Regions from separate parts of the Homo sapiens genome. Here region 2 is linked to region 1. Evidence: read pairs that join two places in POLR2A ChIA-PET (ENCODE). Cell type or tissue: GM12878. All regions are shown on one strand. Links, peaks and the distances in the headings refer to the core of each region. The heading gives the core; the rest is flanking DNA.

Region 1 (7,818 bases), core at 1,606-5,605:
AATGGATACTTCCATTTCCACCCTTGGCAGTTTTTTGACAGTGCTACTATTTAGCATTAGCGTGGGAATGGAAGAAATGAGAAAGGAGGTGACCCAGGGTCCATACTCTAGTCTAAGGGATCTAATGGAACTTGATGCCCAGAAAAAGCACTTCAGAATTGCTTAGCATTGACAATTTTCAGTCTTGTCACACGATTTTCCATGACGTTTTACAGAAGAGAAAAGGAGGCCCAGAGAAGTAGTGAGACTGGAGGACAGGAGAGTTCCCTGACTCCCTCAAGGGACTTGCAAGGGTGTGGGTGGGGGGACTCATTTTGCTCAAATTGACCTCAAACCCCTTGAGGGAGGGGGAGCACGCAGGTGAGTGGGTGCAGGAGCCAGGTCAAGTGCCTTTAGATGCTGGCAGGAACAAATCCTGTACCAGCTTGCAACAGTGTCTAGCAGTTGCCCATGACCTCTGGAGCCCCAGAAGATGTGCGTTATAAATAATGCCCTTTTAGCAGTTGCCATCTGTGGACAAATGGCTTCCCTGAAGCCTGGCCTTCTTCCTGCTCCATCCCCCTTTCAGCTCCCCTTCTGCTGAGGGCCACTTCCACTGCTTAATAAAGTCTTCACATTCAACACTCTTCAAGTCCATGTGACCTGATTCTTCCTGGACACTTGACAAGAACCCAGTTACCAAGAGGGTATGTATGACTGAAATTCAAATCCAAGCCTCCTGACCTCAAATCCAGTGCTCTTACCACCTCAGCAGAGGTGGTGCAAAACAGAACTTGATGCCTGTTCCCCAAAGGCTACTGCATAGACTGTGGGTAATTTGAGCCCAGAGTTCTGTGTAGAATTCTACCTGCTCCTTTTAACTGCCTGCTCCTGGCATATCTGAGGTGTGGTGAAACCCAATCAAGAATGACTGCAGTGGTCAAAATGGAAATTAACCCTAAACTTGTATATGCTGTCTTAGAGAGTTTATTAGACTGAGCTTGGAATTACATTTTTAAAGCATTATAATAACTTGTATAGCAGATTTTGCACAGTAGTTACGGCAACACCCATCTTGGGATGTATGTGGGGACCTCAAACTCTTAAGAAATGCTTAAGCTGCTGGGTATGGGCAGAAAGGTATAAGTATCAGGGATCAGAGGCTTATTGGGCAATATTAAAATAAATGCTTGTCTGCCTCTATGTAATGCCAGTGTCTATGGTGGAATTTCTGAAGTGAGTTACTTTGAAGAAAAAATTATTTTTTCTTGATCCCTCAGTCTCTAGCAATGCTATCTATTTCTTGGTACCATTCTGAGAAACCAAGGACTTCTTCCCATAATGCCCTGTATATTGCTGGGATGCAATCAAGAGTCAAGGAAAACAACATACCTGTTAGAAGCTCTTGGTACATGTGATGGTTAATACTGAGTGTCAACTTGATTGGATTGAAGGAGGCAAAGTATTGATCCTGGGTGTGTCTGCGAGGGTGTTGCCAAAGGAAATTAACATTTGAATCAGTGGGCTGTGGAAGGCAGACCCACCCTTAATCTGGTGGACACAATCTAATCAGCTGCGAGTGAATATAAAGCAGGCAGAGAAATGTGAAAAGGCAAGACTGGTCTAGTGTCCCAGCCTACATCTTTCTCCTGTGTTGGATGCTTCCTGCCTTCAAACATTGGACTCCAAGTTCTTCAGTTTTGAGACTCAGACTGGCTCTCCTTTCTCCTCAAGCTTGCAGACAGCCTATTGTGGGACCTTGTGATCACGTAAGTTAATAAACTCAGATATATATATATATATCCTATTAGTTCTGTCCCTATAGGGAACCCTGACTAATACAGTACACTTGGTACACGTTCCTGTTGTTCCTCCTTCTGTAGTCAGATTTTTTCTAAAATAAGGACCTTCTCTTGGGAATCTTCAAAGCCTTATGATGGTTGCTCTCACATATCAATCAGCAATCAAGATGATTGATTCACATATCTCTTCAGACACCTCTTAGGACATGTGGCCAAAGGCAAGAAGCATTCTCTTCCTTTTCAGATTTCATCTTTTTCTCCAGGCTCTGGGGAGCTTCTTCGCAAGTGTCAAAATCCTGCTTGTCATGTGTTACAAAAGCAAACAGGTTTCTAATGAGATTTCACCTTCTGCCCATTACAGATTCCTCCAGATTTCTTGCTCCCTGGAAGCTCTTGGGGTTGCTCAGCTGGTTCAGGCCCTGTTTTGGGAGCAGTTCCAGCAAATGTGCCTAGAATTGCACAGTTGACTGGTAGAGAGAGGCCTGTCTTCCCCTCTTTCCTTCCTGAAACCAGTGTGCTACTTTTACCTCTAGGTTCCAGCTGTGTTCAAGTCTTGTGACCAGGCTGTCTCACCTTACTCCTTTCCCATCTGACCCTTTAATTCTACCACAAATTTGGCTGCCTATCTGAAGAGATTTTCCATTTTGTCCACATTTAGTTTGGTTTAGGGTACAGAATTTGTTTTTTCCCCTAAAATTATCCCCAAGAGAAGCTTGCGAGGAGACTGAATCCTTAAACTGCCATGCAATCAACAACTGATTTGAGACAACTACTATATAGAGGGAAGAAGAAACACACAAAAACCCAGTTACAGGGCCAGCCCTTGGCAGAACTGAGAAATTTCTAGCCAGGTCTTGGTAGTTTAACCTTCACATATCTCTATTGTATCAGGGACCAAAATTGCCTTCTACCAGGTATGTCACCCTCCAGAAACTTGGGGATGCACCTCCCTTTGATAGCCCAGTGCTCCTCACATTTTTTTTTTTTTTTTTTTTTTTTTAGACAGAGTCTCGATCTGTCTCCCAGGCTGGAGTGCAGCGGCACAATCTTGGCTCATTGCAACCTCCGCCTCCCGGGTTCAAGTGCTTATCCTGCCTCAGCCTCCTGAGTAGCTGGCATTAAAGGTGCCACCCACCACACCCAGCTATTTTTTTTTTTTTTTAAGTAGAGACAGGGTTTCACCATGTTGACCAGGCTGGTATTGAACTCCTGACCTCAGGTGATCTGCTCGTCTCGGCCTCCCAAAGTGCTGAGATTACAGGCGTGAGGGCACCCGGCCTGGGTTTTTTTGTTTGTTTGTTTGTTTTGTTTTGTTTTGTTTTGTTTTTGTTTTTGTTTTGAGACAGTTTTATTCTTGTTACCCAGGCTGGAGTGCAATGGCACCATCTCGGCTCACTGCAACCTCTGCCTCCCGGGTTCAAGCGATTCTCCTGCCTCAGCTTCCCAAGTAGCTGGGATTACAGGTGCTCACCACGATGCCTGGCTAATTTTTCTATTTTTAGTAGAGACGGGGTTTCACCCTGTAGGCCAAACTGGTCTCAAACTCCTAACCTCAGGTGATCCACCTGCCTCAGCCTCCCAAAGTGCTGGGATAACAGGTGTGAGCCACTGTGCCCAGCCCACTTTTAAGCACTGGAGCCACAAGGTTTTAGTAAAGGTGTAGTTCAAAAAAAGAGATGAAGATGGAATCATATATTCTGCAATAACTTCATAATGGGGAGGAGGTGAGCTACCCCCAGACAAGGTCTTTTGTTTGTGGATGAGGAGACATTCTCTACCAGGATCCATGAGATTTGTGGCAGTGTCCTCATTAGGGGTGGGAGAGGGACTCTCTTTTAGCTTTTTAACACTCTTGCTCATACTATGTATCCTCTCTTGTTTTCTAATAATTATAATAGCTAATAGTGAAAAGTATAGCACATATATCGTACCAGACATTGTAATAAGTGCTTTATATGCATTTACCCAGGTAACAAACAACTCTATGTGGTAAATATTATCACTGTCTCAGTTTTTAGATGAAGAAACTAAGGCGTGGAATGATTAAGTGGCTCAAGGACACCTAGCCAGTGAGGAGCAGAGCTGTTATGGCATGCCCCATTCGTCCAAGCTCCTATGTGGCTTCTGTTGATCCAATGTACTGTCTGCTGGTGGGTTAGGCTAGTGCATTCTTCTCTTTGGGAACCTGGATCTCTCTTGCTCATGGCACTGCCAGCTTTTCTGAACACTCTGGATATGCTTTGAGGCCTATGCCTTAAAAAAAATTACTTGTTTTGGCTGAGACAATTTAGAAAACCGCAAACTTTTTTTAAAACAATTACAGTCACACTAAGTGATACCACTCCTAAAACTGTCTTTTCATTAATTGTTCTGGGAATACTATTCCCTATCAGACTTTCATTCATGAAAAGGTCTTTAGAAGCTTACCAGTAAGATATCCTCCCCTTCTTTGCCACTCAGAGACGACTTCTTTATGAATTTTCTTCTAGAAACCATTTGTGCTTAGTTCTCCCAATTAAGTTACCAAGAAAGGTTGAAGTGAAAGCCAGCCATACTTTAGCCCATTTTGTAAGTAATTTATGAAATAACTTCAAGTGCTAGTGAGTGCTATTTTTTGCAGGTGAATATACCAGAATGCTGAACTGGACACTCTCAGAATTGCACATTCTTCCAACCAAGCACAGCCTATAAACCAATGAAGTCTGATGCCACAAAGAAGAAACATTTATTTGAATGCACTGTTTTATCTCCCTAAAATAATAAAATGAATTCTATTTTTGTCAGATGCTTAATCAGTAGACAACTCCCTCCTCCCTCTCCTGGGTCTGAGATGAGGCCATCTAATTTCCCAGTCTGCCCTACTGGAGAAATACCTGGAGGGAGGAAGAAGAAGGGAAAATGGCAGATTGAGGATTGATTTATTTATGGTACTGCGATAACTCTTCCTGGAAACAGAAATGGGTGTGGGAAATGACCTCTTCTTTACTTCTCCCCTATTGAATCCACTGACAATGAAGGTGTCACTGCATGGTCTTTCAAGAACAGGATCAAGGTATGGGATTTCTTGTAAGTAGTACTTTTTTGTTTTATTTCATGAGAAAATAAAGGGAAGACATAAAGAAATTAGATAGGAAGCCCCAGAGAGCATGTCCTCTAGATGGTGAATAATAATTCCATTCTCCTTGCTTGCGATTTGCTTAGGAATAGGTATGTGATGTGATTCTGACCAATAAGACACCAGGTGGATTCTTCTTGGGCTTCTGGGAATGTTTTCTTACCCTTAAAAAGTGGCACAAATAAGATACTGCTACACATCTATTTAAAACATCTTAGTTTGCTGGTAAAGATGTGAAGCAACTAGAACTCTTCTATAGCATTGGTGGAAATGTAAAATGGTACAGCCACCCTGAAAAACAGGGTGTTTCTTATAAACATATACTTTCCATGTGATCTAGCAATTGTACTCCTGGGTATTTACCCAGGGTTTCTCAATCTTGGCACTGCTGACATCTCAGGCCGGCTAACTCATTGTTGTGGGACGCAGACTGATAAGGTTTGGCTGTGTCCCCACCCAAAATCTTATCTTGAATTGTAATCCCCGTAGTCCCTATAATCCCTGCGTGGCAAGGGAGAGGCCAGCTGGAGGTAACTGAATCATGGGGCTGTTTCCCCTGTGAAAGAAAAATATCTTGGGCCCCCAGGATCACTAAGGAAAACTCAAGCTAGAAAATGCTTAGGGGAATATGCGGTGTTTGGTTTTTTGTTCTTGCGATAGTTTACTGAGAATGATGGTTTCCAATTTCATCCATGTCCCTACAAAGGACATGAACTCATCATTTTTTATGGCTGCATAGTATTCCATGGTGTATATGTGCCACATTTTCTTAATCCAATCTATCATTGTTGGACATTTGGGTTGGTTCCAAGTCTTTGCTATTGTGAATAGTGCCACAATAAACATACGTGTGCATGTGTCTTTATAGCAGCATGATTTATAGTCCTTTGGGTATATACCCAGTAATGGGATGGCTGGGTCAAATGGTATTTCTAGTTCTAGATCCCTGAGGAATCGCCACACTGACTTCCACAATGGTTGAACTAGTTTACAGTCCCACCAACAGTGTAAAAGTGTTCCTATTTCTGCACATCCTCTCCAGCACCTGTTGTTTCCTGACTTTTTAATGATTGCCATTCTAACTGGTGTGAGATGATATCTCATAGTGGTTTTGATTTGCATTTCTCTGATGGCCAGTGATGATGAGCATTTCTTCATGTGTTTTTTGGCTGCATAAATGTCTTCTTTTGAGAAGTGTCTGTTCATGTCCTTCGCCCACTTTTTGATGGGGTTGTTTGTTTTTTTCTTGTAAATTTGTTTGAGTTCATTGTAGATTCTGGATATTAGCCCTTTGTCAGATGAGTAGGTTGCGAAAATTTTCTCCCATGTTCACTCATAGGTGGGAATTGAACAATGAGATCACATGGACACAGGAAGGGGAATATCACACTCTGGGGACTGTGGTGGGGTCGGGGGAGGGGGGAGGGATAGCATTGGGAGATATACCTAATGCTAGATGACACGTTAGTGGGTGCAGCGCACCAGCATGGCACATGTATACATATGTAACTAACCTGCACAATGTGCACATGTACCCTAAAACTTAGAGTATAATAAAAAAAAAAAAAAAAAAAAAAAGAAAATGCTTAGGGGAAATCTGCCTCCCATTCTATTCAAAGTCACTCCTCTGCTCACTGAGATAGATGTATATCTGATTTGCCTCCTTTAGAAAGGCTAATCAGAAACTCAAAAGAATGTAACCATTTGTGTATCACCTACCTGTCACCTGGAAGCTCCCTCCCCCTTCCAGTCTTCCTACCTCTGCTTCAAGTTGTACCGCCTTTCCAGATGGAATCAATGTACTCCTTACGTATATTGATTGATGTCTCATTTCTCCCTAAATGTATAAAACCAAGCTGTTCCCTGACCACCTTGGGCACATGTCATCAGGACTTCCTGAGGCTGTGTCACAGGTGTGTCCTCAACCTTGGCAAAATAAACTTTCTAAATTAACTGAGACCTGTCTCAAATTTTCAGGGTTCACACCCCCATGCTGTTCTCATGATAGTGAGTTCTCACAAGATCTGATGGTTTTATGAGTGCTAGGTATTTCCTCCTGTGGTCCTTTTCCTTCCTACCTACCATCCTTCACCTTGTGAAGAAGATATCTTGCTTCTCCTTCGCCTTCTGCCATGTAAGACGTACCTGCTTCCCCTTCACCTTCCACCATGATTGTAAGTTTCCTGAGACCTCCCCAGCCATGCTGGACTGTGAGTCAATTAAACCTCTTTGCTTTATAAATTACCCAGTCTCAGATATTTCCTTATAGCACTGTAAGAACAGACTAATACACAGACCCATGCACTGTAGAATGTTTAGCAGCATCCCTAGCCTCTATCCACTAGAGGCCAGTAGCACTGCCCCCACCCCAAGTCTCTAGATATTGTCAAATATCCCTTGGTGGGGGCAAAATAGTCCCCAGTGAAGAACCACATCCCTAGAAAAATGAAAACTTATCTTCAGAAAAAAAATCTGTACCCAAATGTGTATAGGGGTTCTAATCATAATTGCCAAAAACTGGAAACAACCCAAATGTCCTTCAGTGAGCGAATGGCTAAACAAATGGTGGAAATCTATTCAATGAATTAACACTCAGCAATAAAAAGGAAAGAGCCGTTAATAGGCATAACAAATTTAATGGATGTCAAGAGCATTATGCTGAATTAAATAAGTTAGCCTCAAAACATTACACACACTATATGATTCTATTTATATGACATTCTTGAAATGATAAAACTATAAGGCCAGAAAACAGATCAGTGATTACCAGAGCTTACATATAAAGGAAGGTGTGACAGAGGGATAAAATCAGGGAGTTTTTTGGGGTGATAGAACTATTTGGTATACTCATTCCGGTGTTGTTTACATGTATGAAAGCTAGTAGAACCACATGCTTTCTGTTGTATATTGCATCCCACATCA
Region 2 (5,041 bases), core at 1-4,000, 140 kb after region 1:
ATTATTTTTCAAAAAGTACCTAGAATAGGTAAATTCATAGAGACAGAAAGTAGAATGAGGTTACCAGGGGGTGAGAGAAGGCAGAATGAGAAGCTATTATTTAATGGGTACAGAGTTTCAGTTTGGGATGATGAAAAAAATCTGGAAATGCATAACAGTGATGATTGTACAACACTGAGAATGCACTCAATGCCACTGACTTGTACCTTTAAAAATGGTTAAAATGGGGCCGGACACAGTGGCTCACGCCTGTAATCCCAGCACTTTGGGAGGCCAAGGCGGGTGGATCATTTGAGGTCAGGAGCTTGACACCAGCCTGGCCAACATGGTGAAACCCCGTCTCCACTAAAAATACAAAAATTAGCCAGGGGTGGCGTGTGCCTGTAATCTTAGCTACTCAGGGGGCTGAGGCAGGAGAATTGCTTGAGCCTGGGAGGCGGAGGCTGCAGTGAGCAGAGATCACACCATTGCACTGCATCCTGGGTGACAGAGTGAGACTTCGTCTCAAAAAAAAAGGTTAAAATAGTCAATATTATATTATGCATATTTTACCACAATTTTTTTTAACAGGCTGCTGCCCAAAAGGGAAGTGATTAGGAACTGAATGGAGATAGAGAGGGCAGGACCAACTTAAGAAATTTTAAGAACTAGACAACAAATTTGGTGACTGAATGTGGAGGTGAGGAAAAAGTAGCTCTTAGGTGTCTGGGTAGATAGGAGTGGCATTATAAGTTTCCTCTTATAGGTAAGGAAACAAAGTCCCCAGAGCACAAAGTAATTTGTCCAAAGTCACAGTTTGTTAATAGCAGAAAGAACTGAGATGCCAGACATCTGATTGGAATTCAGTATTCTTTCCACAACATAATATATCTGAAAAGAATATTATATTTGTGTAGTATTCTTTAATTTATGAAGTTTTTGCATACATTATTCCACTTGATACTGATAAAAACCTATGAATTAGACGAGGCAGTTATTATCATTTTCTTGATGAGTATACTTAAATAGAATAAGAAAATTTATGCAACACCTTGAAATCCTTAGACAAAGATGTAATTTTTATCTGTTGGATTAAAGGGGAGCCTTCAAGTGGGAGGCAAAGAGAGTCAAATGATAAACGTGTTGGGACTATCACGGCTGCTGGATGTAGTAGGTATTGAAGGGAATACAGGACTAGAAATAGAAGTGGTTTGGGTAGTTTCCAGGGCTGCCACATTGTGTAATTCCATGTCATAATTTTTACAGACTGTGGCTGCTGCCCACTAGATTTGTACAATGCAACAGCCATGGATGAAATAAGGTAGGAGTCTCAAACCTGCAAATCGGGATCTACTGGTAGATCTAGACACCTCACCTCCTATAAAGCTCCATGCTGGCTCCCCATAATGTCTTCTCTCTGCTACATGTCTCAGCTAAGATTCCCATTGGGAAAGGAAGAACAGCACAGCCAGCAACTACTTCTCAGGAACTATACTGTCAGTATCTGCCCTGATCTCATGACTCTGAGATTAAAAGAAGCTCCTCCTTATAACAAGGTTGGACATCACCATAATAAAAGATTGGGAGGAGACAAAGGTAGTCTGGTATGATCATTTCTACTTTTCTGGTGGAAAAAATTTCTTAAAAGCACCTGAATAAGCAGCTATGCATGATGGCTCATGCCTGTGTACTCCTAGCACTTTGGGGAGGCTGAGGCAGGAGAATCACTTGAACCCAGGAGTTCAAGACCAGCCTGGGCAACAAAGTAAGATCCCGTCTCTACAAAAAAAAAATTTTAAAAATTAGCCAGGCATGGTGGCACATGCCTGTGGTCCTATCTACTTGGAATGCTGAAGTAGGAGGATTGCTTGAGCCCAGGAGGTTGAGGCTGCAGTGAGCTGTGATCGTGCCACTGCACTCCAGCCTAGGCAATAAAGCCAGACCCTGTCTCAAAAAAAAAAAAAAAAAAGTGCCTGAACAATACTGTCAAATGTTCTTAGAGCATTATTATACTTACATTAAATCCAAAGGTAACAAGAAAAAATACAGGTCATAACAGGTATTCATTTGACAATCCATTCATGCTTTAAGCCATGTTAAGAGAGTACTAACACAGGTTACAAACAATACTTACTACATAAGCTTCTGACCAAGTTGAGTTTAGGTAAAATAGAAAACTGGGACACAAGTGGTCTAGCCAGATGCTTCAAATATAGAAGACAATCTAAAACTGACCAGATGCTTCAAATGTAGAACATAACCTAAGCCAACCATTGGTAGCTCTCAGATGCCCACGTCAAGTAGCTGCAGTTTAGTTTCTCTTTCTCATATTTAGACAAGGAAAACACACTACCATTAAACGCAACTAGAAACAAAAGACAGGCAAATGTATTGTTTTGCTTGAAGACATTTCTGATGACATTCTACCAACTATCACAGAATGTATTTATTTCTCTTTCCTTTACTAACCTCCTTTTATTTCTCCCAACCTTTCCTTGGACTTCCTACTGGCACTTCATGTGTACATTGCTTAACTGATACAAGGGTTACTGACCCCAACCACTCTGTAAATATCAGTTTGTTGCCTATAGAGTTGTGTCACTGAGAAAACTTACTATAAAATTCTAAACTTAAACAAATTAGAGTAGAGATGAGATCAAACCAAGGCAGTATGACCCCAAAGCCCCAAACCCTCTCCAGAACAGTGTATCCAAAGGACTTTTAGACAGACTTAAATAGTTCTTCAAAGCATTCAAAAGATGGTCTGCATCTATCACTTGCAGTGCTCCTCCCCAACATAAAATCTCTACTACAATCAAGCAAGTCCCTTCACTGATTGCCATATAGTCCATGCTCTTATCATTTATTTCTATGACTTTGTTTAGAACTGGTCCCCTCACCTAGAATGTTTTCTTGCACATATTTAAGTTCTATTACTTCACTAGTCTGTAAACTCCACAGAAACAGGACCATATCTGCTCTGTTCACTATCATACCACCAGTGAACATGGTGGCTACTCAATAAATCACTGTTGAGTAAGTAAATGAACTGAAGTCCCACCTCCTTCATGAAAAATCATGTCAAATACTCCTAGCCACTTTCTTTTTAAATTCCGAATACCCTGGAATCAGTTTCATAGTTTAGTAGTACCTAATTTCTCTCTGCTTGGTATTAAACTTCTTTCTCTTGCTAGACATTGGAACATATGCCTTATGCTTCTTTGTATAGCTCACAGGAAACACTGAATATGCAATAAGCACACAATAAAAATGTACTAATCAAAGTGCTGACATGCTTTGTAAAAATTCAATTTACACACAACTTTGTAAGAATGCAGCTATTTGCAGAGTAGGTTAGACATACATAAGGCCTTTTCCCTTGCTTACACTGTATCACAACTTATTCAGTACAAGTATGGTTCAGCATTTGACAATTAGGGAATGTGGAAAATCTCGATGGCCTAGAGTCTGTGGCTCACTAATTACAGAAGCAGATTGTTATGAGTTTTCTTGATAGGGAAATAGGATGAGCACATCACAGTGATTTGATTTGCCAGCTGTAATAATGAGCTTTAAGATGCCATGTTAGCATATGTAGGTGTACTATAGGCTACTGGGGGACCCTCTCAATCTGAGTTTTCCATTTTCTTTCTCTTTTTTTTTCTTTTTTTTTTTTTTTTTGAGACAGGGTCTCACTCTGTCACCCAGGCTGGACTGCAGTGGCATGATCTCAGCTCATTGCAGCCTCAACCTCCCAGGCTCAAGCAATTCCCCCACTTTAGCCTCCCCAGTAGCTGGGACTATAGGCGCATGCCACCACACCTGGCTATTTTTTGTAATTTTTGTAGAGATGGGGTTTCACCTTGTTGCCCAGGCTGGTCTGGAACTCCTGAATTCAAGCAATCTACCCACCTCAGCCTCCCAAAGTGCTGAGATTACAGGCGTGAGCCACCGCACCGGCCAATTTTCTATGGTGTAAGTTAGAAATTAAGTATTGTGCCGGGCGTGGTGGCAGGGCCGGGAGCGGTAGCTCAAACCTGTAATCCCAGCACTTTGGGAGGCTGAAGCGGACAGATCACCTGAGGCCAGGAGTTTGAGACCAGGCTGGCCAACATGGCGAAACCCCATCTCTACTAAAAATAAATAAATTAGCCGGGTGTGGTGGCACACGCCTGTAACCCCATCTACTCGGGGGGCTGAGGCATGAGAATCGCTTGAACCCTGGAGGCAGAGGTTGCAGTGAGCCGAGATCGTGCCATTGCAACTCCAGCCTGGGCTACGGAGCAAGACCCTGTCTCCAAAAAAAATTTTTTTAAAGAATTTAAATATTGCTTGCAAGTATTGATTGATTAGTATATTGATCCTGTAGTCTACTAAATTTATAGTACAGCAAAACTGTAATTTATAATTTTATTATATAGGATGTTAAAATTACTTTTACAGTAAATAATATATTAAAATATTAAAGGTAACTACATTTTATTGTATGTTTACTATCTGCCAGACACCGTACATGTATTAGATCATTAACAATCCTGTGAGACAGGTACTGTTATTGTCCCCATTTTAGAAATTTGAAGGAACTGAGGCACAGAGGAGTATGAAATCTGCGCAGGGTCATACAAGTAGTAAGCAGAGGGGCTGGGATCCCACCTAGACAGTCTAGCACCTGGACTGAGCCAGACAAGACAGGCTTTTTTTTTTTTTCCGGACAAGACAGGGTCTCACTCTGTCACTCTCTCATCCAGGGTGGAGTGCAGTGGTGTGATCTCAGCTCACTGCAGCCTCAACCTTCCAGGCTCAAGCGATCCTTCCACCTCAGCCTCCTGAGTAGCTGGGACTACAGGCACGTGCCAACACACTCAGCTAATTTTTGTATTTTTTGTAGAGACAGGGTTTCCCTATGTTGCCCAGGCTGGTCTCGAACGCCTGGGCTCAAGCAATCCGCCTGCCACGGCCTCCCAAAGTGCTGGGATTACAGGCGTGAGCAACTGTGCCCCACCTAGCCTCCACTCTTAATCCTATATTATACTGTCTCTCCAAAACAATATATCGCAATACA

What was found. ChIA-PET counts read pairs that join two places held together with the same protein. Peaks named below come from ENCODE experiments on the same cell type or tissue, not always from the same donor. Only the 100,000 strongest peaks of a DNase experiment are listed, where the experiment ranks them.
Region 2: POLR2A ChIA-PET joins it to region 1 with 5 read pairs; 3 of 35 experiments call an interaction of 5 or more read pairs at or near these places.

Annotation. Positions count from the first base shown.
Region 1 is chrX:78,056,817-78,064,634 of GRCh38, reverse strand. No RefSeq gene overlaps it. Among named protein-coding and RNA genes, the nearest start is that of PGK1, 44 kb to the left of the region's middle. In GM12878, for the core only: no CTCF peak of the experiment used is centred there; no DNase peak of the experiment used is centred there; H3K27ac peaks cover 372 bases.
Region 2 is chrX:77,914,974-77,920,014 of GRCh38, reverse strand. The region is part of intron 1 of ATP7A (ATPase copper transporting alpha); the gene reads right to left. Among named protein-coding and RNA genes, the nearest start is that of ATP7A, 6.8 kb to the right of the region's middle. In GM12878, for the core only: no CTCF peak of the experiment used is centred there; a DNase peak (open chromatin) is centred at 2,262; H3K4me3 peaks cover 758 bases; H3K27ac peaks cover 1,102 bases.